2 separate regions of the Homo sapiens genome follow, and region 1 is linked to region 2. A link is a contact called in ENCODE Hi-C data. All regions are on one chromosome and are shown on one strand. Each heading gives the region's core, a stretch centred on a gene start or an enhancer-like site at or near the end of the contact. The rest is flanking DNA. Distances are from core to core; before and after follow the strand shown. Region 1 overlaps PGGT1B (protein geranylgeranyltransferase type I subunit beta). Region 2 holds the start of SRP19 (signal recognition particle 19).

What was found. A loop is a pair of places that touch in the nucleus more often than their neighbours do. Pooled maps may share reads with other maps.
Region 1: a loop to region 2 is called in a pooled map, with 14 times the contacts of the local background. The contact joins the enhancer-like site here to the promoter of SRP19 in region 2. A Hi-C loop is called at or near these places in 5 of 50 pooled maps.

Annotation. Positions count from the first base shown.
Region 1 is chr5:115,208,019-115,213,636 of GRCh38, forward strand. PGGT1B (protein geranylgeranyltransferase type I subunit beta) reads right to left here. Exons shown (of 9, transcript NM_005023.4): 9 at 1-4,565. The coding sequence ends at 4,384. Among named protein-coding and RNA genes, the nearest start is that of TRIM36, 41 kb to the left of the region's middle. RefSeq lists a silencer at 1,241-1,350. Within about 2 kb of position 1,418, at least 6 of the 41 ENCODE cell types and tissues checked have a DNase peak (open chromatin) inside an H3K27ac peak, as active enhancers do.
Region 2 is chr5:112,859,930-112,865,721 of GRCh38, forward strand. It overlaps SRP19 (signal recognition particle 19), which reads left to right and starts at 1,358. Exons shown (of 5, transcript NM_003135.3): 1 at 1,358-1,488; 2 at 2,579-2,654; 3 at 4,528-4,599; 4 at 4,692-4,803. The coding sequence starts at 1,448. RefSeq lists enhancers at 1,123-1,417, 1,176-1,255, 1,356-1,655.

The DNA.
Region 1 (5,618 bases), core at 168-2,667, 2.3 Mb after region 2:
AGTAACAGATTATCTAGTATTGAACTACCCTTGCATTCTTACAATAAACCCAACTTAGTCATGATTACCTTTTGAAAGTGCTGTTGGATTGTTTGCTAATGTTATCATTAAAACTTTTTATTAATATTCATGAGATTGCTCTATATTTTCTTTTTGGTACCATCTTTGTCAGGTTTTTGAATCAATGCTATTACATTCATTTTATAAAATGAATTCAGGAGTTTTTCTTTATTTGTTTTTTTTCTTTTTTTGGCACTTTGAGGTTCAAGATTCTTTTCCTAGTCTCTGCAATTGTTTAAGCAAGAATGGGATTATTTAATCTTAAAAGGTTTGGTAGAAATCCCCTTGAAACAATCTGGGCTTGATGCTTCTTTTGGTAAGGGGTACTTTTAACTATTTGTTTCTTCTACGGTAATTGGTTTGTTGTGACTTTATCTACCTAGAGTAAATTTTGGCAATTTGCATTTTTCTCAAAATAGTTTTTGAATTTATTGTGTAAAATTGCTCAAAATAGTCAATTTAAACAAATTTCCTGTTTTACTATTTCCCCCTTGTCATTTAAATTTTTGTATTTGTGCTTCCTCCTTTTTTTCTTAAATAGGTTAGCTGGTAGTTTATCTGACTCAACTCCCCGCACTACCCATCACCAACTTGGATTTATTATTGCCTCTATTGTTTTGGTTTTCTACTAGTAATTCTTTTTTGCTTTTATTAATTCCTTCCTTCTGCTTTATTTTGCTTTTTACTCCAAGTGTTTGGTACTTGGTTAATTTTCCCCTTTTCCTACTTTTATTGATAACTGTACTAATTAATATAAATTTCCTGTCATATTTGCATTTTATTTTTTGGCAAATATTAGGTTTTTATCTGTCTTGTGGTCATGTCCTTCCGGTGTGCTTTCATTGTCTGTGAGGATGTTGATCTATTTATTCTCTTATTTCTTATACTAACTTTGACTGGAGTTGGACTGTAATCCTGGCTCACTTACTCTTTTTTTCCCCTTAACTGAAATGAGTTTTTCTGTACTTTTAGGAGGAAGGAGTGGCTCTAGGATGACTTCACAGCCTTAGAGCTCCCATTTTCACAGTGATTTAAAAGAATATATATATATATGAAAATACACATATATAATGTCTCTGTGTCTTGGCCTTTCTTCCCAATACTTATCTAGATCTTCTTTCCTTTGTCCTATTTTACCCATCCTGCCCATTTGGATTCTAATTCTAGAAGTTTGTCCTCAGTGCTGGGCTTTGTCTCATAAGCTTCAAGAGGTACACAGCGTAAAACCCAGACAGCTCTAATGCAATCAGCAGACCTTATCATATTGCTTTAACATTCATCTGCAAATGAGATTCTGTAGTCACTTCCCAGTTTCAGTGTCTGTTCTTAGATTGGCCCGCTGCACTTTGTAGTTGAGAAACTGTGGGCAGTGTTGTAGTTCTCCAATTTGCAGAGCTGTCAGAAACCAGCTGCCTTCCTTCTACTTCCTCCCACAGATACTGAAACTATGTGGTTCAGTGGTTTGTCCTCACTTAGTTGTATTTTGAAGTTCATAGAGATACCTTGTCATCTAGCGTTGTAATAGTGTCTGTGGCTATCCTAGTTGCTCTGTATTCTTATGGGGAGATTAGAAAACAACACTGTTGTCATCATTTTCCCTGAGGTTAAACTGTTAAGACCTCTTTCTGTTGTAGAAGAGAGGTTTTAATTACAAAAATAATTTTATGATCATTATAAAGAACCTATAATTTGAAATTTGCTGTATTCCAGGTACTATCCTAAGTGCTTTATCTGTATTATCTCATTTAATCCTAAACCCTGTGTGTTAGGTTTTACCCTTATTTTATCCACGGCAGAGTTAGGGTCCAAGATCATGCTGCTGAACTGGCAAATCTGGGATTTAAACCCAGGTCATCTGATTCCAGAGCACCTCCTCATTAACTGTCTCTCAAAAATGATCAGGTCCAACAGTTTTCAAATTATATACCACTGTCAGCAAGATTTCTATATGAATTTAGATTAAATATAAATAACTAAAGATCTAATAACACATATATATTATAGATCAAATCTAAAAACACTGAAATGATAAACAGGTTAAATTAGGCCATATGATCTGATTAATCTCATTTGTACACAGATGCTCAAAATAAAGCTCCTCCTCCTACCTTCTAAAAAAAAAATGCCACAAAATTAGGGGGCGGGAAGGAGACAAGTATAGAGTAGGTAACAGAGCTTTTTGAGATTTCGGACTTCGTATTTTCCCTCATTACATCGCTCCTGTTAAGGAATAAAGTGTATATGTGAAATATTGCTTATAATTTATTTAATCGATAAATGCTTTTCTTGTAAATAACTATTTAGAAAAGTTAGAAATAGTTTCTCCACAATTCACACTGGGCTGCTATTTTCTGGTCAATTCAGTTGCTGTGGAATGTGAACATTTACTAGTCCATAAAGTTTCACAAGAAAGTCTCCCACAAGTGTATCAATTAGAAGCATACTAAAATTTATAATCTTATGGTATTAAATTATCAGGAGTTAGAAAATATTTAGCCTTATGAAATACTTTTAGATTGGAATTTTTCTCTAACATTTATGAATAAAATCACTGTTACTACCTTTATTGCCTTCTAACCTTTCTTGGTGATACAGAAAAAACAATTTGGGCTTTTTATATAGTCCTAAAGCCATTATATATATGCTACTTTAACTTCCAATGTCTAAGAGATGACTTAGTTTGAGATATGGATGTCTTAATCTGCCAGGATTTAAATAGTAGCAACTGGAATAACCCATAGACGGATAACATCTGTTATTAAGCTTACTTTTTCCCCCACCATCAGAAGATTTATTTTATTTCTAATTAAAAAACATACAGTTGGCAAACTCAGGTTTAAAACTAAGCATGCCAATAATAAATCAATCATTTCTCCAAGTACACAGTGTTTCCCTTGGGAAGGACTGTTATTTCACAACATTTTTTTCCCTCTGATTTAGAAAAAAAGATAACATTTAAAGTATTACAATGCCTAAACAGTGATACCAGTAATCCAGTTTTTATACTGATACTTGTATTTCAACATTTATTATCACCAAGACTAACTTAAAGCCAACTCCTTTAGTGAAGAGATTTCTTTCCCCATTTCAGTACTAGACGCAATAGTTCTGAATGTCACTGAGCAAGTAACGGATATGAGTTATTGATAAATTAATTACTAATGAAGAGTTTTTATACTACCTCCTTTATAATTAGCTAGTTCATAGACTTAAAACAAAACAATGAACAAAAACAAAACCCTATTTCTTACCCTCTAAATGGTCGCATTTCCCTTTCACTTACCTGAAAATATGAGAATAAAAATGACCATGTATTGAGTTACACCACTGAATCTGTTTGAATGGTTCTGTTTTTGTATTTTTTACTTATTTAATTTGAAAAAAATTAGAAAAGTATTAGTTTGAAATTAGAGCAGCTAACACACTGGGGGCAATAAATTAAAAACTTCAAATGGCTAAAAATGAAAACACAAAGTATCTTTCCTTCTAGATAAAAAAGATTGTTTTCTTCCTAGAAAGCAAAAAAAAAAAAAAAAAAAAAAAGGCAACTAATGATTTGAGAATAAAATCAAACATAACTGGTATTCACCACAGCAATGTCTAGATAAATGACCCACATAGCACAAAACTTTCTCATTCACAATCACATACAGTTAAGTTGCTTTTCCCTCAGTTACATAATAGTTGTCTTCAAACAATCTCCTTTTAGAAAACTATCACATTAGTTAAACCTATTTATTCTTACTATGAAGTTATTAACTTCATTTATATAGGCCACACAGGTTTAATTGGCACACTTTACTTAAGAATAAGACAAAATAAGTCACTCTTCTTTAAAAAAAATTATGGTCATCTGTTTTCAAAGAATAATCCCAGATACTTAATTAATTAAAGCAAATTTTCTACGATCAGCAGTGAGCTTTTTAAATGATCACTAAGTGTTCACCTGAAGATTATCAATGCTATATGAAGTGTAAACTTGAAAATTTGTGTCCATTTTATAATAAGATACAATTTGCACTGAAGAGTTTTTAAAAAGATAACCTACACACATACAGTTAATTTGCCTCAAACAACTTCTTAGAAATACAGTATAAACATTTAAGAACCACGACAAAGTTGTGGTTCAAACTTCAACAAAGATTTTCTTGAAACCCAGTATAAAGATTACTGGCTCAAGACCATATCCCAAAGTGAAATCAGCAGGAGATTTGATTGTAAGACTCTACCTTTTAAAAAAAGAGCACACTTGGTTATACATGGCTTTTAAACTTGAGCTACAGTTATGCTACAAATCCCCCCACCCTCCCAATCTAAAATCAGTCATGTGGAGATATGTACATTCTCTGAGCATTGTTTAGAGTCCTTGGTTTTCCAGCTTTGATGGAGATCTAGAAGGCGTTCAGAAGTCCGTGTGCTTACATTCAGAGCAGGATGAACTTTACAAATTCCACTTTCCTCCATTAGTGACAGGCCACAGATCCCAAAGTATGCATGCAAAGCATCTGAAAAGAAGGCATTTAAAACATCATAATAGGCATTCTTACTTGTACATTCTACAGAATATTTTAGCCACATATTTACCAGCCCATCACTCCATTAAAAGTAAGTTTAGAGAAATGCTAATATAGTTTTAAAAATATTTGCTTTCTCAAAGCCTCAAACACCAATTAAAAAAAAAACTCAGATGATCAAAATAAAATATTTTATTCATGAAAATATCATTAACAAAGGAAAACAGTTTCCAGCTGAAGAGCTGATACTGTCCATAACCTCTGTGATTAAAAGACAGGAGTAGCAGCAGTCATATGTAAGACTTCTCACTTTGGGGAGTTTCCCCTCTTGCTTACTAGAGAACATGAAAACGAGTAGCTTCAATGCTATATCATTAAGTTTTTTTTTCTTTAAAACGAAAACAAAACTCTGAATCTAAGTTGCAATATCCCTCGCTCCACGTTTTACCTCTGAAAGTTCCTAAACCATATGCAGTACTATCCTAACATTGTGTTAAATAAAAGGAGCTTATGCAAAAATAATCCATTCTGGAATGCTGTGCCATATTTAATCCTCCTATTTAGGGTAATGTCAGTCATTGTAAAAATATCTGATCTGACAATAAAAACAAACTCACATTCTATTTGGTTGAAATAATATGAGTGCTCATACCATGACAATTCTGCACTGGCTCACTAGTTTCCCATCTTTCAGGGGGCAGCGATCCTCTTCTATTAAAGTGGCCAATGAAATCACATGGCCATTCCTGCCTAGGAGTCTTATGTAGACTTCTGAAGAGCTCAGAGCTTTGCAGTTATAGGAACATTAAAAAGACAGTTTTGTACCAGTCAAAATTTTTTTCTATTTTTGAATTGGCCGACATTTATGGCCTTAAGAGCTATTAAAGTTCAAAACAGGCTGGGTGTGGTGGCTCACACCTGTAATCCCAGCACTTTGGGAGGCCGAGAAGGGCATATTCCTTGAGCCACAGGAGTTCGATACCAGCCTGGGCAATACGGTGAAGCTCCATCTCTACAAAAAATACAAAAATTACCAGGTATGGT
Region 2 (5,792 bases), core at 108-2,607:
ATTATTTGAGACGGAGTCTTGCACTGTCGCCAGGCTGGAGTGCAGTGGTGTGATCTTGGCTCACTGCAACCTCCACCTCCTGGGTTCAAGAGATTCCCCTGCCTCCCGAGTAGCTGGGACTAAAGGCCTGTGCCACCATGCCTGGCTTATTTTTTATATTTTAGTAGAGATGGGGTTTCACCATGTTGGCCAAGATGGTGTCTATCTCCTGACCTCGTGATCCACCTGCCTCGGCCTCCCAAAGTGCTGGGATTACAGGCGTGAGCCACCGCACCCGGCCTTAAAACTATTACAATAGTAACAGCAAACATCACTGATCACCGATCACCATAACAGAAATAATGAAAAGGTTTGAAATATTGCAAAAATTACCAAATGTGACACAAAGTATACGCTGCTGGAAAAATGGCACCAAGCAACTTCTTTCAGGCGGATTTGCCAAAAACCTTCCATTTGTAAAAAGGCAGTATCTACTCGCAGCAGCAAGTGAAGTGCAATAATGAAGTATGCCTGTAGTGATGGCACATGGTATCCTTCAGAAGTTTTAAAAGGTGAATAGTTTTGTTTCGTTTTTCCTAGACGGAGTCTTGCTCTGTTACGCAGGCTGGAGTGCAGTGGTGTGATCTCAGCTCACTGCAACCTCCACCTCCTGGGTTCAAGTGATTCTCCTGTCTCAGCCTCCGAGTAGCTGGGATTACAGGCGTGTGCCACCACACTCGGCTAATTTTTGTATTTTTAGTACAGACGGGGTTTCAGCATGTTGGCCAGGCTGCTCTCCAACTCCTGACCTCATGATCCACCTGCCTCAGTCTCCCAAAGTGCTGGGATACAGGCGTGAGCCACCGCACCCGGCCTAAAAGGTGAATAGCTAAGTTTCTAACGCAGAGCACACTGAAACACAACGTCTATAACTTTGCTAGTTCTACCACTACAAAAATCCATTTTGCCAAACTGAAAGCAAGCTCTAGAGCCCAGGAACGGAGAAAAATTAAACGTAAGGAGTATTTCCTTCCCTGTCTAACATATATTTGCATCCTGAACCACACAGATTCCCCTCGTGGCACAGTCTTCGCCCCTTAACAGAGAGTAGCTAGTACCACCCATACTCGCTGAGAAACTGGAAACGAGGGAGGGTCGAAGTTAAACCCTTTTTAGTGGCGGTGCATGCGCCCCACATGGTCTTCCCGGCTTGGGAAAGGAATGAGAAGCTTTCATGATTCTCTCGCGAGAAGGGAAGTCTTCATGCCACGTCAGAGACTAGAGATCCTGGCGCCGAGCGACAGGTGCCGGAACAAACAGGCGATGAGAAATCGCGGACGCGGAACCATTTCTTGGGCAGGACTTCCGGCGGAAAAGCGGGCTGTCTCGGAAACTCAGAGCCGGGTTCCTCCCGGGTTTCTGCCGGGTTTCTCCCTGCGGCTCCTGGGTTGTTGAGACTCTTGTGAAGATGGCTTGCGCTGCCGCGCGGTCCCCGGCCGACCAGGACAGGTGGGTTCTGAGGCGGTGGGTCCTCCGAAAGGAAGGGGCTTGCTGTGGTGCTGCAGGTGCTACACCGCGCTTCTCCGCTCCGCGGCCTCCAGAATGGCCTAGCTGATCCAACTCGCTCTGTACGGGCCCCGCGCCTCTCCCTGGCAGCTCGTTTTTCTGAATCCTGCAGCAGCCACCAGGCTCTTCTCAGGGCTCCTGAAATTCCGACCATAGGTAGCCTAGTGTTTATCTGTACGCGAGACAAGGATTTTGGGTGCTACGTGGACATGATATCAAGTAATATAATCACAGTGTGAGAAATGTGTTCTTTTTAAGTATTGTTGCGTTCAGAAAGGCTCATTTGTGAAATTTTAAGGTTTTTAATACCTCGGACACTTTATATAAGAGGGCGGGCCCATTCTCAGGAACTTTTGACGGGCTGCTCTGTCTAATGTAACAGTTACCCAAGTCGTTTTGTTTCTATTCCTGTGGTTTTTTTCCATCCAAGGTAGTGGATAAAGTTTATTTTTAAATAAGTTAAAGTGAGGTAATTTAAAGAAATAACATTAAGCAAATAATAGCATAGGTGTACCAGCAATGATGACGACTACCACGGACCGAAAGAATGTATTTTTGAAAATACTTGTTATCTGTTGAGTGTAGTTGTCCAGGTTCTTGGCGTTTTGAATAAGGAATTGAACAAAACACACAAAGCAAGGCAGCGAAAGCAGATTTATTTTAAACAAAAGTACACTCCACAGGGTGGGAGCCGGCTCCAGCAAGCTACCCAAGAGCTGTTGGTTACAGAATTTTCTAGGGTTTAAATACCCTCTAGACGTTTCCCATTGACCTGTGCCAGTCTGATTGGTTGAGGGAGGGGGATCAATCAGAAAGAGGAGTAGGCCCGCGGCCAGTCTGATTAGTTGCTCGAGGGGACCACTCCGAGGTACTTTGATTTTTCAACTGCCACGCAGAAAAAGGAGGGGTTGAAAAGGGAGTACCCATCTGATATCTAGGCAGCATGAATTGGCCTTTGGTTCCCTGCCACCCGACCCTTTTCTCCTGCCTCTTACTGCTCTAGTGATACCACTTATGCTATTGTCTATGGCAGGTTTATTTGTATCTATCCTGCTTATTTAAATAATAAGAAGACCATCGCAGAGGGAAGGCGAATCCCCATAAGTAAGGTAAGCAAGATGGCTGGCACCTTGATCCTCGAGGGAATGGGGGGTGTCATCCTGGTCGGGCCACGTAATCTTGTTAGAGCCGCAGGGGGTTCTCTTCACTGCATTTATTTAGGGCTTGAGAACACAGCCAAGAATTGGGGTGCGTTCCTCAGTGTTGGTGAAACCAGAAAGGCATTAATTCATAGCTGAAGGGATATTTTTTTAACGTCTCTTAATGAGCCTTTGTTTGTAAAGGAGTGGGGGCAGAGTGTAGAGTTCACATGTTTTTAAAACAAAGGTTATGACGGTGTTTCCCTTGATATAGGAAATCAAAATTATGACATTGTACGATACATTAATAATGTTCAGAATGTAGTTGAGATTTTTTTAAGTGTGTGAAGAAGACATGCAGAAAGTTCAGCCCTGTTGAGTTTTATTAAAGTGTCATTTGTATTTTGTAATATGACAGATTTAAGACACCTAGGTTTGATGCAGTGAATTCTCCCATGATGAGTACATCTGGGTGGTAACAAGCACTCAAAAAAGAAAACACTACAAGCATCCAGGAAGATTGCTTTATGTTCCCTCTCAGTCACTGTCGCCTCCGCATATGCTCAAAAATACCAGGATGACCACCGTTATGACTTCAACACCATAGATTACTTTTGCTGCTTTTTCAGTTTTCTGTAAATGGAATTACACACTATGTAATTTTGTATCTTTTTTTCACTGAACTTTAAGCTTTTGAGATTTACCTACATATTTGAATGTAGTTGAATTTTCATTGCTCTATAACAGGGTTTGTCAATAGCAGCACCATTGCCGATTTGAGCTAGATAATTGTTGTTGGGGGTTGTTCTGTGCATTTTAAGATGTTCAGCAGTATCCCTGGCCTCTACCCACTAGATGACAGGTCAGCCCCCTCCAGCCCCCCATCCCCTAGTTGTGACAATCAAAAATGTCTCCAAGCATTGCTAGATGTCTTTTGTGTGTGGGTAGGGGTAGGGAGGCTGAGGACAGAATTTCCCTGCTCAAAACTACTGCCCTGTCTCCTCTATAGTATCGCATGGTGTGAGTATGCCAAAGTCTTTTCTACCTTCTTTTTTGTTTGTTTTTTTAAGAGACAGGGTCTGGCTCTGTCACCCAGGCTGGAGTGCGGCAGTGTAGTCTCAGCGCACTGCAGGCTCCACCTCCTGGACTCAAGCCATCCTCCAACCTCAGCCTTCTGAGTAGCTGGGACTACAGGCACATGCCACCATGTCCGGCTACTTTGGTATTTTTTTGTAGCAATGAGATTTCTCCATGTTGTCCAGGCTTGTCTCAAACTCCTGAGCTGAAGTGATCTGCTGGGATTACAGGTGTGAGCCACCACACCTGGCCCTTTCTACTCTGGATGGAAAATTGGATTATTTCTATTAATAGTTTGAGGCTATTATAAATAGATGTTTTTTAGAGAACATATTTTTGCTTTTTTGTAGAACGCATCTGGGAATGGAATTGCAGGGCCATAGAGAATGCATATATTCAGCTTTAGTAGATACTAGCAGTTTTCTAAAGTGTTTGTATGTGTAATTGTTTAAGCAGTCAATAATCATTGAGCACCTACTATGTTGAGAGTACCATGCTAGGTGCTGGGGAATACACTGGTTAACAAAACAAAGCCCCTGCCCTCAGAAGTTTATGTTCTGTTGGAGGGGAGATGGGCACACAGTTACGCATTAGTGTTATTCCTAGGAATTTTTAAAATTACAATAGAAGCATCTGTACTTAATGAAAAAGGAAACCTAGGGTTTTGGTACTTGTTTGATTATAGTATTTGAAATTATTTACCCAACACTATGGCAGTGTCCACTTAAAGCACATATATTTAGTGTTTATGTTTTTAACTGTTCAGGCTGTTGAAAATCCTACAGCTACAGAGATTCAAGATGTATGTTCAGCAGTTGGACTTAACGTATTTCTTGAGGTATGACGTGGTTCTTCACTATTTTCCATACTCATCTAATTGATGTAATAACTTTCTTAAGTCCTGTTTTTCTTTTGTTTCGTTTATGTTAGAAAAATAAAATGTACTCTAGAGAATGGAATCGTGATGTCCAATACAGAGGCAGAGTCCGGGTCCAGCTCAAACAGGAAGATGGGAGCCTCTGCCTTGTACAGTTCCCATCACGTAAGCTTGTTTAAATGAATCAGTGGGGCTCAGGGATAGGTTTCTCCTACACAACACAAAAAAGGTTCTAAAACTGAAAGGTAAAAGTCAGAATTTGCATTCTGAAGATTAATTTAAAGACAGGACTACTGCTCATGGAGAGAAGCAGTAGTTCTAATTTCTTTGAGGTGAATGACCTCTTTGAAAATGTAATGAGACCCACTAAACATTTTTCAAAAAAATTGTTGTGTGAACATTTTATAAACCTCTGGAAGTCTGTCATTGCTCCCAGGTTAAGAATATAAAATTATTAAATCGTTGGATGTTAATTGCCATTTCAGATCCTAGAGGTCCTTGAGGTCTGTTAATATCTATAATATCTAATGATTCTATCATTAATAAATCTGAAAAGCAATATTGACTGAAAAAAGCAAGAGATATACATAGTGTGGTACCACTTAGGTAAATTTAAATACAAAATATTACTATTTATTGATAGATGCATATGTAATGTTGCTTATTGGCATTTTTTTGAAATGCTCTGTAAGGAAACACTCATTCTTAAGAGAGTAGTCACCTAATGGTGAGCGGGGTAGAGAGTAGAGACACGGGTTGATGGTCATAGAAGACTGTTGCATCATCTCTAGTGTTTTATTTTATGAAAAACAATAGCAAAACGACATCAATATAACAGAATGTTCTGAATATTAGGAAGATAAGTTTTTGTTTGCATGTTGTTTATTTTTCTGAATTTTCATCTCTGAAAATTTTAATTTTTTAAAACAGAGCTATTAATTTTTTCTTTCAGTTTAATAACCCCCTCAGTTTAATTAAACTGTCATTAAATTTACTTAAAAATAATGAAATCGTCAGACGAACTGACAGCTTGTTTGATTTTTTTTTTTTTTGAGATGGAGTCTCGCTCTGGCTGGAGTACAGTGGCGCGATCTCAGCTCACTGCAACCTCCGACTCCCTGGTTCAAGCGATTCTCCTGTCTCAGCCTCCCAAG